Linked DNA regions of Mus musculus: region 2 is linked to region 1. A link is a loop called in an ENCODE intact Hi-C map of the cell type or tissue named here. Cell type or tissue: left cerebral cortex. All regions are shown on one strand.

Evidence for each region. Hi-C counts contacts between places; a loop is a spot of excess contacts. Peaks named below come from ENCODE experiments on the same cell type or tissue, not always from the same donor. Only the 100,000 strongest peaks of a DNase experiment are listed, where the experiment ranks them.
Region 2: it touches region 1 in a loop (4-fold over the local background); 6 of 42 quality-filtered maps call a loop at or near these places.

The regions. Positions count from the first base shown.
Region 1 is chr11:106,609,166-106,617,165 of GRCm38, forward strand. It overlaps Tex2 (testis expressed gene 2), which reads right to left and starts at 3,765. Exons shown (of 12, transcript NM_198292.3): 1 at 3,693-3,765. In left cerebral cortex, CTCF peaks have their summits at 4,071, 4,846 (motif pointing right) and 7,162 (motif pointing right); DNase peaks (open chromatin) are centred at 3,113 and 3,963; H3K4me3 peaks cover 2,152 bases; H3K27ac peaks cover 1,507 bases.
Region 2 is chr11:106,556,809-106,564,808 of GRCm38, forward strand. The region is part of intron 2 of Tex2 (testis expressed gene 2); the gene reads right to left. Among named protein-coding and RNA genes, the nearest start is that of Tex2, 52 kb to the right of the region's middle. In left cerebral cortex, no CTCF peak of the experiment used is centred here; DNase peaks (open chromatin) are centred at 3,199, 6,008, 6,889 and 7,653; H3K27ac peaks cover 2,833 bases.

The sequences.
Region 1 (8,000 bases):
CCAGGGCTCTGTTCATCTCATACGGTACCATCAGGCACTCTTAGGTGTTTCAACAGGAACAACACACAATCTTGAATATAACCTTAGTCACTTTAAAACTCACATAGAAGAATACATCAGTATGGGGTTCCAGTCTTTTTAAATCGATCTTTATTTTTAACTGAGGGATTTAAAGGTGACAAAAAAAAAAAAACTTAGTGAACAGCCAGGACAAAGGGAGCTGACTGCCCGTGGCTCACTAGTTCCTGAGGTTAATGCTTCTCATGGGGACAGCAGTTACCTAAAAGACAGTAAGTAGCACTCCAGGCACACAGGAAACCGTTCCTGCAGGCCAGGATCCCTGTCCATGGATAATCACCAGGGCTCTGAGTGTCAAAGCTTCCTGGATGCTCGAGGCACCTACAGCTAACTGCTCACTCTGCCACGTGACAGCATCAAGTGGTCCGGGGGCTCACTGTATGCCAAACACACCAATGACCTCACTTAACCCTCCTCATAACTGCCTATAAATAATCCACTACCACTGTCCATCTAAGCTAAGACCACTGACTATAAGACCACCAATATTTCACACACCTAAAAACGTCTCATGTGCCACACTGTAAGGCTCTGTAAATCTTGGCTGTTGTCATGAACACTACAGTGATACAAATTGCATTGTCTTGGTGTTGCGACGCCCGTGAATACTGTCTCGACAGGTGAAGAGACTGAGGTACACAAAGACAGCAATTTCCCCAAGGTCACCAAGCTGGTGAGCAGACACACTGGTGATGCAGTCCCAGAAAGCTGGATTACCTCTCCCCCAGACTTCCTAAGGACCACCCCCACCCCGCCCCAAAATTCCACCACACAGAGGCAGGACACCAGATGCTGACTGTTCACAGACACAGCACAGCAGCTCATTAGCCAGAGCCAAGCCTGACCTGTCATATGGACGCTGCCCTAAGTTAACTCTCGCAAACTCCACTTGGCTCCAGGAAAAGCAAAGCCGTACAGTACAATGGGAAAAGCAGGTCTTGGGTTCAAAAAGACCTACGACTTGAAAAAACACCTTTATTCAGCAGTGGCGCACAACTTTAATCCCAGCACTTGGGAGGCAGGGGCAAGTGGATCTCTGAGCTGAAGGCCAGCCTGGCCTACAGAGAGAGTTTCAGGACACTGTGTCAAAAAAAAAAAAAAAAAAAAGAAAAGAAAAGAAAAGGAAAGGAAAGGAAAGACAAGACAAGACAAGACAAGACAAGACCAAAGCCCCACCTCTTCAGCTCCAGTCAGCTTCTGCTCTGGGAGAGAATCAAAGAATCCAAAACCCCTGTGACCTCAACAAGCCCTAAGTGGGACTCTTAGAAGATACTAAGGGTCAAACCGGAGACAGAATTCCTTGAAGGAAAAAAGGAAAAGGATGGAAAGAAAACCTTGAGGGCAGCATTCTGCAATGATCTTCCTAATTTGTGAATTAATGAACTCGTAAGAAAAAGGGAAAGACAAGACGCCTAACATCAAGACACTGGCCAACAAACATAAAGATGAATATAATTTTGTATTGAACCTGACACAGAAACTGGCCTTTGAAGATTCAGTTTGCTATCAAAGTAATCTGAGGCAGAAAGATTTCTCCCTCTCTGTTTTTATTGAGTAACATTCTGTATATTTCTCTCTTCCTACTTCAAGGGCCTCAGAAAACAAGAGCTTTTGACTTTGATGGAACTCCTTCCTCCTCCTCCACCCCTACCACAGCCACAAAGCCTAGCAGATTCTAGCACATCACAGACTCTCAATAAAAAGTTATCAAATAAATATTTTTGACTCTGGGCAATGTCTTTGTTCATAAAATCCTACAGTTAGTCTTAGTGTCATCAGGCTGAGGAGATGGCTCAATTGGTAGCGGGCTTGCCTACCACACATGAAGCCCTGGCTTTGATTCCAACACCACACAAACCTGGTGTGGAGACGCAGGACAGAAACCCTAGCGCTCAGGAACTGGCAGCAAAAGGATCAGACATTCAATGTCTATCTCAGCTAGGAACAAGGCCAACCTGGGATATGAGAGACCTTTTCTCAAAATACATACATACATACATACATACATACATACATAATACACACATACTACATACACACACATAGGAGGTTGGGGGCAGCCTAACCTTTGCTGCCTTTCCTAGAAGCAGTCTAAGAACATAACCTCTAATCACATACAGTGGTCTAGCATCGGCTAGTGGTCTAGCATCGGCTACAGCTCTCACTTCTCGCCACTCAGCCCAAACTGTCCTTCCTCGCCTATCCTTTACTACCTGTCAGTGAACTTCATCACCTCCACGTTCTAATCTGAATCTCCTTGCTCATCTCCTTTCCTGAAGACACACGTACAAGGATGTGCAGTCCCCCAGAGCCCTCCTCTATCCCTCTCCAAGCCTTCATGTCCCCTCCCTGGGAGCCCAAGGAGCAAAGATCAGCCACACTCTGGCTTCATTCTCGTAGCCTGAAGACATTTATCTGTTTGGAAGACTCTGAAAAGATACTGAAACCATTTAAGGGTTGGGAAAAGCTAACAGAAACGTTTCTCACCGGCCAATAAATCCAGACCCTTCAAACTCCCTTCCCCAAGCGCCAGAGATCACTTGTCCCTCAGTTTCCCTTGTTATTTTCCACATACAATTCACTTTCTCTTTGGATTTAATCTAGCTCCTGAAAAGACAATTCCTCTCAATTGAGCAATGGTGTCAAGACATTTGGACCTCACACCGGAACAGGACACAACCTGTGTCTTCAGGTTGTCACACTTTTCCTTTAACTCTAAAAAAATATGTCCTCCTCATCTATGAAATCTAATGACAAAGTAAGTACTCCTTAGCTCTAAGGGGAAAAAAAAGAGCGAGGGTGTTTAACAGACTTTGCCCTTAAATTTGATGCCGTGTAACCATAACAACTGATGGTTTAGGTAACCATCAACCCACTGAGGGGCTAAGTTTTCCAAAAATCGTTTTTCAGTGGGGGAAAAACTCCCTTGCACCAACTCCCGCGCGTAGAGTCGGCACTCCGGAGTGGCATGTGGTGCAATGGAGCCGGCAGCTCCTGTCCCTGCATCGGTCCCCCGGTCTCCACCACCGTCATCTCCATGCTCCCAGCGGGGCAGCTAGCGTTAGGCCTCAGCCCAATGTCACTTGTTAACCTTCCGATCTCCCCGGTTTTTGGTACGCCGCCACCTCCCTTTGAAAGCACACAAGCCACCCCTCGGTCCCCGGTGTCCGCCAGGAGTTGGGAGAAAAACAAGCGAGGCGCCGACAGCCACTGACAGATTCGCGCAAAAGTAACCGCGCTCCTCCATTCCCAAGCTTCTCCCACGGTGGCCCAGGGGGCGGAGGACGGCAAGGGCCCCACGCACAGAGGTGACAAGTGTTTTCCTTCAACGAGCGTGTGAATGCTGCTTTCCCGGACCCACACCGAGCCGCGGACGCTAGGCTGGGACCTGACGGCTTGCACCTCCCGCCCCGGGGCGACTCCGCCCTGCCCGGCCCCCAAGCAGGGAAGGTCTCTCCCGGGGCCACCCATGCCGGCGTCCCGAGCCCTGGTAGTGTGGAAGGGACCGAGCCCCGCTGCGCCAACGGCTGCGGGAGCTGCCGGTGTCCCGTAGCCGGGCCACCCAGTCAGGGCCTGCTCCGCCCGTCGCCCCACCTGGCCCGGAGCGCGCTCACCCCGGATCCGCTGGCTGCCTCATCCTACTACACCGGCGCCCGTACTTGGCGGCCGCCGCGGCTCCTGCTCCAGCTCCAGCTCCGGCTCTGGCTGGGGCCGCCGTGCTGCTGCCCGCCCGCCCCCGGGCACCGGCCGTCCCGCCCCGCCGGCGGACCCGCCCCGCGGCCGCGGCCCCCACCGCCCAACCACAGGGCGGAGGGGGCGGGGCCAGCCGCGCACCAGACATGACCAATCCAGCCAGTGCCGCGCGCCCGCGACGGGCCTGGAGGATCGGCCAGCGATCGGTCAGGGCTGTTAAAGGGGCTGCGGCGCTGCGGACTGGAAAGAAGGGGAGGCCGCGAAAAACTGCGGGTTACCTGGCAGAATCCCAGTGGGAGGAGCGAGCGTTGCACTCTCCCAATTGAAACTGAGGCGCTTTCCCCAGCTCTTTGCATTTCTTAATTTCCTCTTCCTGCAATTTAGCAACAAGTGCCTCCAAGCCGTGAGGGAAACTGTCTGGCTAGGCAGATTCTTAGGAACAGAGGTCTTAGGAGGACGTCGGACTTTATCAATCCCTGCTAGTTCCAGAAACTGGATGTCTGAGCTCCTCCTCCACACCTGACCGTAACAACCAATCGCAAACTGATTAGTAGAATTAGCGCCTAGAATTCGTGTGACGTAAATATATCATATATTATGATCTTGGGTTTTTTTTTAATACAGGGTCTCCTGTAGACTAGGCTGTTTTCAGAATTGATATGTAGCTGAAGATAGCCTTGAACTCTTAGCCTCCTGCCTCTGCCTCTACCGCTATGACTATAGGCATACACCACTACACCTGGATAACATAAGTTTACCTTAGAGGGATCGTGTCTAGGGCCCAGATAAAGGAAGGTGACTTTTAAAAATGAGTTCTCGCTTAAAATGTGCTTGGAATGGTGGAGGCTATTTTTACACCCATCAGTTCCTTACAGGGTAAAGGGAGGGGTGGAGGGGGCAGAGGGTAGGCAGGTCCCGCAGGTCCCTCATAGCACAGGGGCAGGTTGTGAGAGTGTCTTTGCTTATCAACTTTGCCTTCTAAATGAGTGGGTCCCAAACTTCAGCATCAGCCCATCCCAGAGGACTCTAGCATGTCTCAACTTTGCAATGACTGGGTCTGGGCCGTTTATTTTTCAACATTCTTTCCCCAGGAGATTCCAGTAGGGGGCGCTCTGGGGGGGCATGCTTTTTTTTTTTTTTTTTGGTTTTTCAAGACAGGGTTTCTCTGTGTAGCCCTGGCTGTCCTGGAACGCACTCTGTAGACCAGGCTGGCCTCAAACTCAGAAATCCGCCTGCCTCTGCCTCCCAAGTGCTGGGATTAAAGGCGTGCGCCACCACGCCCGGCTAGGGGCCATACTCTTTCGAGTCTCTCATTGCTGTGAAATTAAAACTCAACCGGCGGAAAATAAAGCTAGATTCCTCTGTACAATCAAAATCCATGATATGTTTGGGAGACTTGCTAGTCAGTAAACCTAGAGACCAAAAAGGAGCTCAGACTGGCCCCCTGCATGTGACACAGCACGAACTGAATGTTGACGGGCTCTAGACGCAACAGATGACAGCTGGAACTCCTCCAAGAGGAAAGGCAAGGCTGTGACCTAGCACATAAGGAAGTCAGTCTTGTTCTCTGACCAGTGAGATAATGCATAAGCATTTAATGGCAAACACACCCTCCCATGGCCCGCACTAGGACCAGTCAACCCCAGAAGGACACCCTGCCCCTCTGAGACCACATTCCAATGTCATCATCCAGTCCTACTGCCTACCCTCCTGGCTGAATTCAACTTCTAGTCCTAGTGTCCCAGACACCTGTGTGACCCAGAAGTCTTTGCCCTGGATTTGGAGGCCAGCCCTTGTATTAGTCAAGTTTCACTGGGAGAATAGAATGGATGTCAGAGATACAGAAAACAATGGGGATTTATCAGATTGGCTTACACAATACAGTCAGAGAAGCTCAGGCCATGAGGTTGGATGAATCAGTAGGCCCTGTCTTTCATCAAAGGGCTGAGGGATTCTCGGTGAGAAACTGGTCTTCAGTCCGTGTTGAAAATTCAAAGACATTGGGTCCTGATGTCGGTGAAGGATCCCAGCAGCAGAAAGAGCATTCACCATCAAGAGGCCAAGACAGGCAGGCAAACCGCATAAACTATTCCCTCAGACCCCCTCCGATCTCAGCCTCTGCAGAAGGTTCCCCACAATCTAATCAAGAAGATCCCTCAGGGACTGGAGAGATGGCTCAGCGGTTAAGAGCGCTGACTGCTCTTCCAAAGGTCCTGAGTTCAAAACCCAGCAACCACATGGTGGCTCACAACCATCTGTAACAAGATCTGATGCCCTCTTCTAGGGTGTCTGAAGACAGCTACAGTGTACTTGCATATAATAATAAATAAATCTTTAAGAAGAAGAAGAAGAAGAAGAAGAAGAAGAAGAAGAAGAAGAAGAAGTTCCCTCATAGGTGTGCACAGAAGCACTCCTGGTTGGTTCTAGAAGGAACCAATCAACTGCTGAATGTAATGCTCTCTCTTGGAACTTGGAATCTCAGCACCAGGGAAGCTGAGGCAGAAGCTTACCCAAGAGTTTGAGGCCAGCTGGGTTGTATATCCAAACCCAGAAGAGAGTAGCAGGGAGACGAGAGGAGAGGGAGAAAAAAGGGGGTGGGAGAAAATCGTTGTCTCGAGAAATGAGGAATCTAATCAGAAGTACCTGTGTGGCGGGGCCAAGGTCCCACCATCTTGTGTGTCCTGCAGGCATCTAAGGTCTGGCGCAGAGCTGACAGCCCACCCCCCCAAGCCCACTTACATTCCCTTTTATGAATAAGTCTCTTAGAAAATTACCAAACTCCACCACAGGGACTTGAGGTCAAGGCGCCCTGGCTAACTGACACTTTTGCTTCTGTTAAGCTGTTAGCTTGCTCCACTTCCTCCTGCAGCTGCCAACGGGGATATGCATTTGGATTTTGGGTTTTTGTTTTGTTTTGTTTTTCCATTAAAAGCTCCCTGCCAAAGGCAGTCAGGGCTGCTCTGTGAGATCTGTTCTCTCCAGGCAGTTGCTGGTTGGCTTTACATTCTTAAATTCCAACTCTGATTTTGTCAAGTGGTCCTTGGGGTCTTTGCTCCACGACACCCAGAACTGCATGGCAAGCATGGGTTTCAGTGGTGACACGGCTTGAAGCTCTTCTTGGCCACTTGTCCCAAGCCATCATCTTAGAAGAAAAACAAGAAACAGTGACCGTCACCCTCCTTGCCTTCCACAAATATTAGACTGATCAGCTAACCATCAACATAACATCAAACCAAGAACAATAAGGTCTGGTGTGAATGCTGGGAAGAGCCCTTTTTTCATAGATAGATAGATAGATAGATAGATAGATAGATAGATAGATAGATAGATTATGTATATAAGTACACTGTTGCTGTCTTCAGACACACCAGAAGAGGGCATCAGATCCCATTACAGATGGTTGTGAGCCACCATGTGATTGTTAGAAATTGAACTCAGGACCTTGGGAAGAGCAGTCAGTGCTCTTAACTGCTGAGCCATCTTTCCAGCCCCAGATCCTTCTTTTTATTTTTATTTTTATTTTTTTGTTTTTGTTTGTTTGTTTTTCGAGACAGAGTTTCTCTGTATAGTCCTGGCTGTCCTGGAACTCACTCTGTAGACCAGGCTGGCCTCGAACTCAGAAATCCACCTGCCTCTGCCTCCCAAGTGCTGGGGTTAAAGGCGTGCACCACCACTGCCCAGCCAGGCCCTTCTTTTTTAAAGGTGAAGATTTTGAGGTATCAAGATGACTCCCCTGACATGGATGTCCACTACCAAGCCTAACAATCTAGTTTAATCCCTGGGACCCACCTGGTGGGAGAAGAGAACTGACTCTCAGAGATTGTCCTCAGACACTGTAGCACAGGCACACACACACACACACACACACACACACACACACACACACACAAAGTACATAAAGGTAATTTAAAAAGAAAAGAGAAGCCAGGTAGTGGTGGCACTCACTTTTAATCCCAGCACTCGGGAGGCAGAGGCAGGTGGATTTCTGAGTTAGAAGCCAGCCTGGTCTGCAGAGTGAGTTCCAGGACAGCCAGGGCTACACAGAGAAACCCTGTCTCAAAAAACAAAAAACAAAACAAACAAACAAACAAAAAAAAAAGGATTGTGTCTGGGTATACAGGTGTAGAAACTGAAGCTCACAGAGGAACAATGGTGTATCTGGGACAGGGACAGCTAGTTAAAGGAAGACCCATCACTCCTGACCCTAAAGACTAGGCCCCTCCTAACAT
Region 2 (8,000 bases), 52 kb before region 1:
TTTCCTACCACCACATTCGAAACAAAGCTCAAAACAGGGGAATGACCTGCCTCTTGATGGAGACTGGTACAGCTGGGACCTGGCCTCAGATCTAGCTGACTGAGGTGTGGCCTCCAACCATGGCCCCATGACACGGCCAATAGTCTGGGCAGTGCCTTAGCAGCCTTCAGGTCAAAGCAAAGCTGACGCCTTCTCTGCCCTGGACCTGTTTTGATTGCTTTACTAAACTGCCAGCTCCACAGAGCAGGGAGAACAAGGCCCACCTCAGTCCCAGCAATGTCTCGTGACCGAGCATACGACTGAAGTCTGACTCCGAAAACAGCTCGGAGGGTTAAATGAAATCCTTGGAGCTCAGGAGCTAAACAGGCTGCCCCCAGCCCATAACTCCATGGCACTCCTGGAGACCCACAAAGGAACAAGCTCAACAATTACTTGCAAGGAGGAGACTCCGTCACTGTAATTCCTCAAGGAGAAGAATCAAAGTAAAAGACATAAAACTGCAGAGTAAGAGAATAAGAATCCTGGAGCGACAGGAACTGCTGCTGAAGCCATGTTACATGGGAACCTGGGGCAGACAAGCCTGGGGCTTAGACCAAGATGCTGGCCCAAATCAACTCAGTCTGACCCCCGAGTCTGCCTCTGAGATACCACAATACGTCAAACCAGGTCTCCCTTGCAAAATGCAGTTTCCACATACAAACCTAATTACCTCTTCCTACCATGAGCTGACCCAAATTCTCCCGGTACTTGACTGACACCCTGGGTTAGACTGCATGTGACTTGAGCAGTCAGATACACAGCGCTCAGAGTGGCATGCCTCCCAACCCCCATGTTGCCCCTCCTCCACTGCCCTCTGCACACCCATTCTAACATTCTTAACCCTAAACATAGCGGGTGAGATATTTCTCCAGCTTTATTTTGTTATAGGCATGGGAGTAGGCACAAAGAGCACCGGCACAGGTTGGTGTCGCACTCCAAGGGCCTCCTGTCGTCGTTCCACACACACCACTGAGATGTCACATAAGCCTTGCTTCTTTCTGAACCTGGGACTGTTTAAATGGAGACCGTGCATACCACTGGGACAATGACCAGTCATAGGCAGCAGCTGTCTGGGCTACAGTCTGGACCTGGGACAGCATTTAGGAAAGGTCAGGGGTTTCTCTTCAATTCTCTGCTGGACTCAGAAGCCCCGTTTGGCTGGAAGTACAAACCACAATCTATAAAGAGGGCCATTTAATCCTGGGAAAGATTAAAAGCTACAATTAACCTTTTGCAAAATAATAAAGTCTGGAGGAGCTACTATTGTGCTTGCTCCCAATCACAGTGCCAGGGAAGGGTTCAAGGCCAGCACTCTGTGCTCGGCTGGATGCTGGGCTGGCCAGAGGTCAGACCTGATCCTTTGGCCCCAGGAAGTGATGAGAGTCCTCAGTGTGGCTGGCGCCAGGGCTGACAGCAGAAACTGCAGCATGCTCTTACCCTGTGGCTACACTGGCAATGGGAACTGCCTGTCACTCAGATCCCTGCTCATCCCCAGAGAAAAGCAGCTGAAGCCAGGGCTGCGGCCACTGCTGCTGATGCTCACCTCCAAAATGTACGCACAGGTAGCTGAATTTCACCTGCCCACAAATGCCACACAAACAGGATTTTGTACTTACTGAGTTTAGCCCCTTCTGATATATTGACACTTGGGAGCCAGAGTCACCTAATACAAGACCAAAGATCCTAGGGTTGGAGAACAAGGAACAACTTTGGCGCAAATTTAACTTTACCCCAGAAAAGGCAAAGCAAACCTGCAGACACAAAATTCATCTTCTAAATGATAGCCCCAAGGAGACAGCCAGTATTTAAAATACATGCTACCCACACACACTCCAGAGAACGAGGAAGGGTCCATTAGTGGAGGGAAGGGACAGCATCAATACTGTCCACACCCCCCCTAACTGCTTCAAGGTCACAGCTAAGCCACAAACTGTGGGACATGATCTTTATCTGGGCCTTTTATCCTTCACAGGGACATCTCCCAAGCTCAGGTGAGTTTTTAATTGTGATGCAGTTTAAATTATAGTGCACTGGCAGAGTGCAATAGGGTAGAAGATAAGAAACTCTAAAATTAGGCAAACAAATTAAATGATCTCAGATGAACCACTGAGATAACCAAGGCCCTATTTATATTCATACATAATAAACATTGGATCATATAACTTCAACACTAGCTTGTTAATAATAGATCAGCAAACAAGTAAGAAAGCAGCCCCAAGCTTTCCAGATTGCCTGTCCCATCAGTCAAGAAAGTTGTGAATACCTACCAACTCTATCTACCTTTACCTACAAGTCACACAATATAGAGAGAAGCAAAGCAAGAGAAGACAAAATTAGCCTTTTTGCCAATTTTTACTACATTGCCATGCTATCTTTTAAGCTTTTTAATTTTGCTTTTATGTTTATATATAATAAACATCAGATCATATCTCATGTGTGTACAGAGTGTGTGCAGGTGCTCACAGAGGCCAGAAAAGTGTGTCAGATCTCGACTGTTGGAGGTGCGATGTGGGTGCTGGGAACTGAACTCTGGACCTCTAGAACAGCAGGAAGAGCAGAAGAGCTCTTAACCCCGAGCCATTCTCCAGTTCTCAGCGTTTGAGTTTGAGACCATCTTGGCTTCTAGCTCAAGACCTTCTTCCCTCAGTCTGCCGAGTGTCAAGTATCAAGCCTGCCTCAGTCTGTCCAAAATTTCTCTTGGTGTTTGTTGTTATAATTTGACTTTTGTTTTTAAGACAGGGTCTAATATAGCCCAGGCTGGCCTTTAGCTGCGATGTAGCTAAAGCTGGCCCTGAACTCCTGGTTTTCCTGCCTCATGAGTGTTGGGATTACAGGCAAGAACCATTGTTCAAGGCTCTCAAAATTATTCTTTTATATATCAAAACCCAAGCCTATATTTTAGGGAACCTAATTACTAAAATGATCTGTCCCTTTTATTATATGTAACTCACCCAAAGAAAGATTTTCCAAAAGTCATCTTCATTAATCTTTGCAAAGGCATGGATATAATTTTAGCCAAGCTTCTAACAGCTTTCCCTCTGGAAGCGACATCCTACCGCTCTGCATGTTGGTAATTTATGTCAGATAAGAACTTGCTCATACATATAACTCAAAACTGCATCTGAGTCACACTCCAGCATAAATCCGAGAACCTTACGGAATCTTGAGGAAGTTCTTCATTATAAACAAGTGGGAGAGCTGGCACACAAAGTGGAGCTGAATGAAATGTGCTCCTGGCCAGGGACAGGGCATGCTCAGAGGAGGAGGGCATCCCGTTTGGTTAGGAATGCTCAGTAGCCATCCTAAGGGTGAACGACGGGCATCAGGCTTCCAGGTCCTGACACTCTCATCACTAGGGCTTCCAGCCAGGACATCTAGCTGGCCACTCCAGAAGCATATGCAAAAGAGGGGACCTGCACTGTGACTCTTGGTGCCTATAGCACATGGAAGCTGCCCTGAGCTGCCTCACTCACTCAGCCCACCAGGTTTCAAGTCTGGTAGTGGCTCTTGCCTTCATGCTTAGGTGCCGCTGGGCTGGGTGCCCAAGGCAGCCCTGCTCTTACTGGCTGCTCCTCACTTGCCTGATTCCCATATTTTAAAACAAGCGTGCTCTGGTCCAGGGAGTTCTGTAGCGTTAGTGACAATTCATGGATCCCACAGAGGCAAAGGAATTCTTGTGCTCCAGTCAGTATGGCTGATGACCAGTCGGGCTAGGAGCTAATGGTGGCATATTGTGGTCCTACACAGTCACAGTCACTTTGACAATAGCTACCACTTGGCTGCAGATTGGCCCTTTTGGATTAGTGACCCCAAGCTCACTGTCACAGCACCATGGTCTCTGTGTGACTAAACATGCTAATTTATTGTGTACGTGTGTATACGTGCATGTGAAGAACCAGGTGCACACATGGAAGTCAGAAGACAACTTGCAGGGGCTGGTTCTCCCACTCTGCCATGTGGACTCCAAGCTGTCAGGCTTGGCAGCGCATGATCTTACATGCTCACCAGCTCATTGGCCCTTCAGCACCTTGCTTGAATACAAATGTCAATGGTGTATATGTGACTCAAAATTTACCCAGAGAAGGCACAGAGCGTCTTTTTGTCTCCTTCTCACAGAGAAACCAGAGAGAAGGGATACTTCTTCCTTAAATTGCTCACAGGGCCGATAATGGAGCTACACCCTGTCCTACGAAGGCTCTGGGCATTTCCTAAGTCACTTCCTTCTGTCAGTGACAACCTCCATGACCCCGGAGGAGCTGAAAAACATCTGTTTTAGTCCAATAGTCTGTTAAGTTTTTGTTGAGACTGAGTTTCCCAAGGTAGCCCAAGCTGGCCTTGAACTTGTGTCCTCACGCCTCAGGCAGGCAAGTGCTAAAACAGTTGAAGGCAACTCAGCTCCAGTTCAGCTGGTTCATGGTTCACAGGTGGAAGTGGCTTATAGGTGCGTCCAACCCATAGCCCCGAGGGCGTGTGTCCCAGGATAGCTGTGAGTGGGGCTCAAACCCATTTGTAGATGACAAAATCCTTTTGCAATGTCAAGAAGTTGCCCGTCCCTGTCTGTAGAGATCTTAATGTTGCTGCCAGGTACCATGACCTATGGGAGGCTGGGGAGTGTCTTAAGTTTTCATACTTGTGCTCAAGATTTATATACTCATCTTCTACAGAAGCCAGTTAGTATCACATACACAGAAAACACAAATCAGCTCATTCATAGTTCAAATCAAACTATTCAAAAGTAGATATTTCTACTCACCAGACACAGGTTCACAGATGTCTTAGTCTGTTTTGGTAATTATTAACAAGATATTCAATCTGCATAATTTGTTTATTCGTCCTATTGTTTGTTATTGGTGGTATTGGAGGTTGAGCCTAGGACCCTCTGGCATACAGGTCTTTTTCTCACTACATTATCAAGATAAACCTCAAATTGGGGCTGGTGAGATGGCTCAGTGGGTAAGAGCACCCGACTGCTCTTCCGAAGGTCAGGAGTTCAAATCCCAGCAACCACATGGTGGCTCACAACCATCCGATCACGAGATCTGATTCCCTCTTCTGGAGTGTCTGAAGACAGCTACAGTGTACTTACATATAATAAATAAATAAATAAATCTAAAAAAAAAAAAAAAAAAAAAAAGATAAACCTCAAATTAACTTTGTAGCCCAAGTAGGCCTTGAAGTTGAATCCTCTAACCTTAGCCTAAGCAGCTGGGATCACAGGGCGGCTGTACCAGGGAACTTTTTAAAGAACAAATTTATTCAATTGCAGAAGTAAATAGAGTCCAAGATCATGTCACTCGCCTTCAGCTTCCAGGCAGGGAAGGGTGTGCTGTTCCACCCGAGAGTAAGGGAGAAAGGGAGGACAGGCTCTGAAAAAGACACACACCTGCTCAAGAGACACAGGGACAGCGAAGCTGCTGGCTTCCGAGCAACCTGCTCTCCTGATAACTAGCCCACTCTTACAGAAGCTACACCCAACCTAGCATGACGATGGAGCTCTCATGATCCAATCACCTTTTCCCCCTCTTTGAGACAAAGTCTTCAAGTTGGTCTAGGTTGGCCTAGAACTCTCTATGTAGCCCAGGTTGGCCTTGAACTTCCTACCTCTCTGCCTCTTAAGTGATGGAGTTACAGGTATGAACTACAGGACTCCCTGTATTCTAAACTGGCCTTTATGTATTTAGAATGATCTTTAGCCCTGGCTGTTCTGGAACTTGCTCTATAGACCAGGCTGGCCTAGAGCTCAGAGATCTGCTTGCTTACACCTCCCTAGGGCTTTAAGTGCTAGAACTACAGGCATATGTTGTCATGCCCAGCTTCTAATTATCTCAACACAGTTACACTGAAAATTCCATTTCAGCCTGCATTTCGATGGGAGCAAACCATGATCAAACCATGGCAACAGGCCCATTTTATAAAGAAACCAGTGTCTGGCTCCTGGATCACATCACAGTCGTAGAGCTGGCAGCAGAAGAGGACTTGGGCTTAGCTGGCTGGTGTAGGCCTTTGGGACCAGCCTTTCCGCTCACAGCCTGGCCCCATCCACTTCTAGCACAAGTTCTGTTTCCTGTGTGCTGCTGTGTGATCACATGCTCCTGCCACCATGAACCAAACCAAACACTTCCTCTCCATGATGGACAACACCCTACAACAAATCCTTCCTCCCTCTGGTTGCTTCTGTCACATAGTCAGTCTCAGGAACAGAAATAGGAACGAATACTGATCCACTGGTTAAACTCTTCCTCATGGACCCAAGCATGCATCCAACAGTTATTTATCGCATGCCTACCACACAGCAGGAACTGGGGATACAAGGACAAGCTGATGAGCCCAACCTCTCTGCCTTCAAGAAGCACAAAAAACACAAGCCAGACAATCAGCATGTGACTCCGGCTAGGAAGTCCAATCAGGTGAGACGGAAGCTGCCAGGCCAAGGCCCTTTCATTTTAGAGGCCTGTGTAAGTCAACTCACCCAGCAGAGTATGGAAGGCTGCAAGATGTCACTTGCAGATCTAGACATCTAAGCAGGCATGCTGCAGGAAAGAACTCATTATACCTATGACAGGGCTTGGCAAACTGGGCACACCACCACCCCTCTGCTCTGTTATCTGTCCTCAGAGGATAGAAGAGAGCAATAGATCCCCTGGGACTGGAGTTCCAAATGGCTGAGTTGCCATGCCGGTCTGGGAACAGAACCCGGGTCCTCTGCAGGAACACCCACTACTGGGCCACCTCTCTAGCACCTGGTGTCCCCCTTTCTAAACATCATTGCCACCAAGGTGGAAGCCAAGAAAAAAGACAGGGAAGGCAGAGAACATATGTTCACAGTATCCCTGTCACCAGCCATGATTCCCCATGTGCATCAACAGTTTGCCAGGAAGACAGCCTTTACCAGATAAACCCCTCAACTTGGGCTAGAACCATGAGCAAAAATAACACCTTTTCTTTGTTTTGCTGAGCCAGGGTCTCAGAACGCAGCCCAGGCTATCCTCAAACTTGCAAGCATCCTGCCTCTGCCTCCCAGACGCTGAAATTACAAGTGGGTACCACTAAATCTGACACTCTTTTCTATATTACCTAGCCTGGGGTATTGCATCACTAACAATAGAACACTGGCTAAAATACCACTAGACAGCATGGCCATGGACAAGGAAAGCCTCTGGGCCTCCCTTCCCTCACCAGCACATACCCGAACTGAACAGGGTTGTGATACAATTCTAATAAGACAATATTCCCACACCTAGCACCCTGCCTTTACTGTTCCACTCACTGGATTAAAAACAAGCCAACTGTCGTGACATTTAAATAGCACTGTAATGTTGCACCCTCTGGGTAGTGGGTAAACTGTCAACCCACAGTTGACTAGATCAACACTGAGGCTGTCTGTCCTAAAGTTAAAATCTTCCCAGGACAAATATCTTCGTCAGTCAGTAGTTCTGGGACTGACACAGGCATCTTTTTTTCTCTTGGCTAAAGTTAGCACTAGGCCACTTAGAGCGTGGAAATCAGGAGGTAACAGCATCACTGTTTCGACAGTGGGGCCACCAGGCATGAGTCACTTTTGCTCTGCTCCACATAATCATGCTACACTAAGGGTGTCACATCCTCGGGAGCCAGCGCCAGCTTCCCTTCAAAAAAGAAACCGTCTCACAGCCAACTGTGTGGGGAAGCGTGAAGAGGTCAGGCTGTAACACACGTGAGCACACAGGTGACAAAGAGCGGGTGCGTCTGCATGTGTGATGCAGACACTACACTCCAGACCTGACCAGAGCCAGATGACACGCCCAGGATATGTCTGACGTGGACCTTTTCTGAGTTTCCCATGCTTCTCTTGGGAATAAGGACAGAATGTAAAGAGACGAGAAAACAACAGACAGATTTGGAGAGGGCCCCTCCATCCACTGCAGCGACAGCTTTCCTTTCTTGTTTTTTGTTTTTTTAGTTCTCAATAAAGAGAGATCATG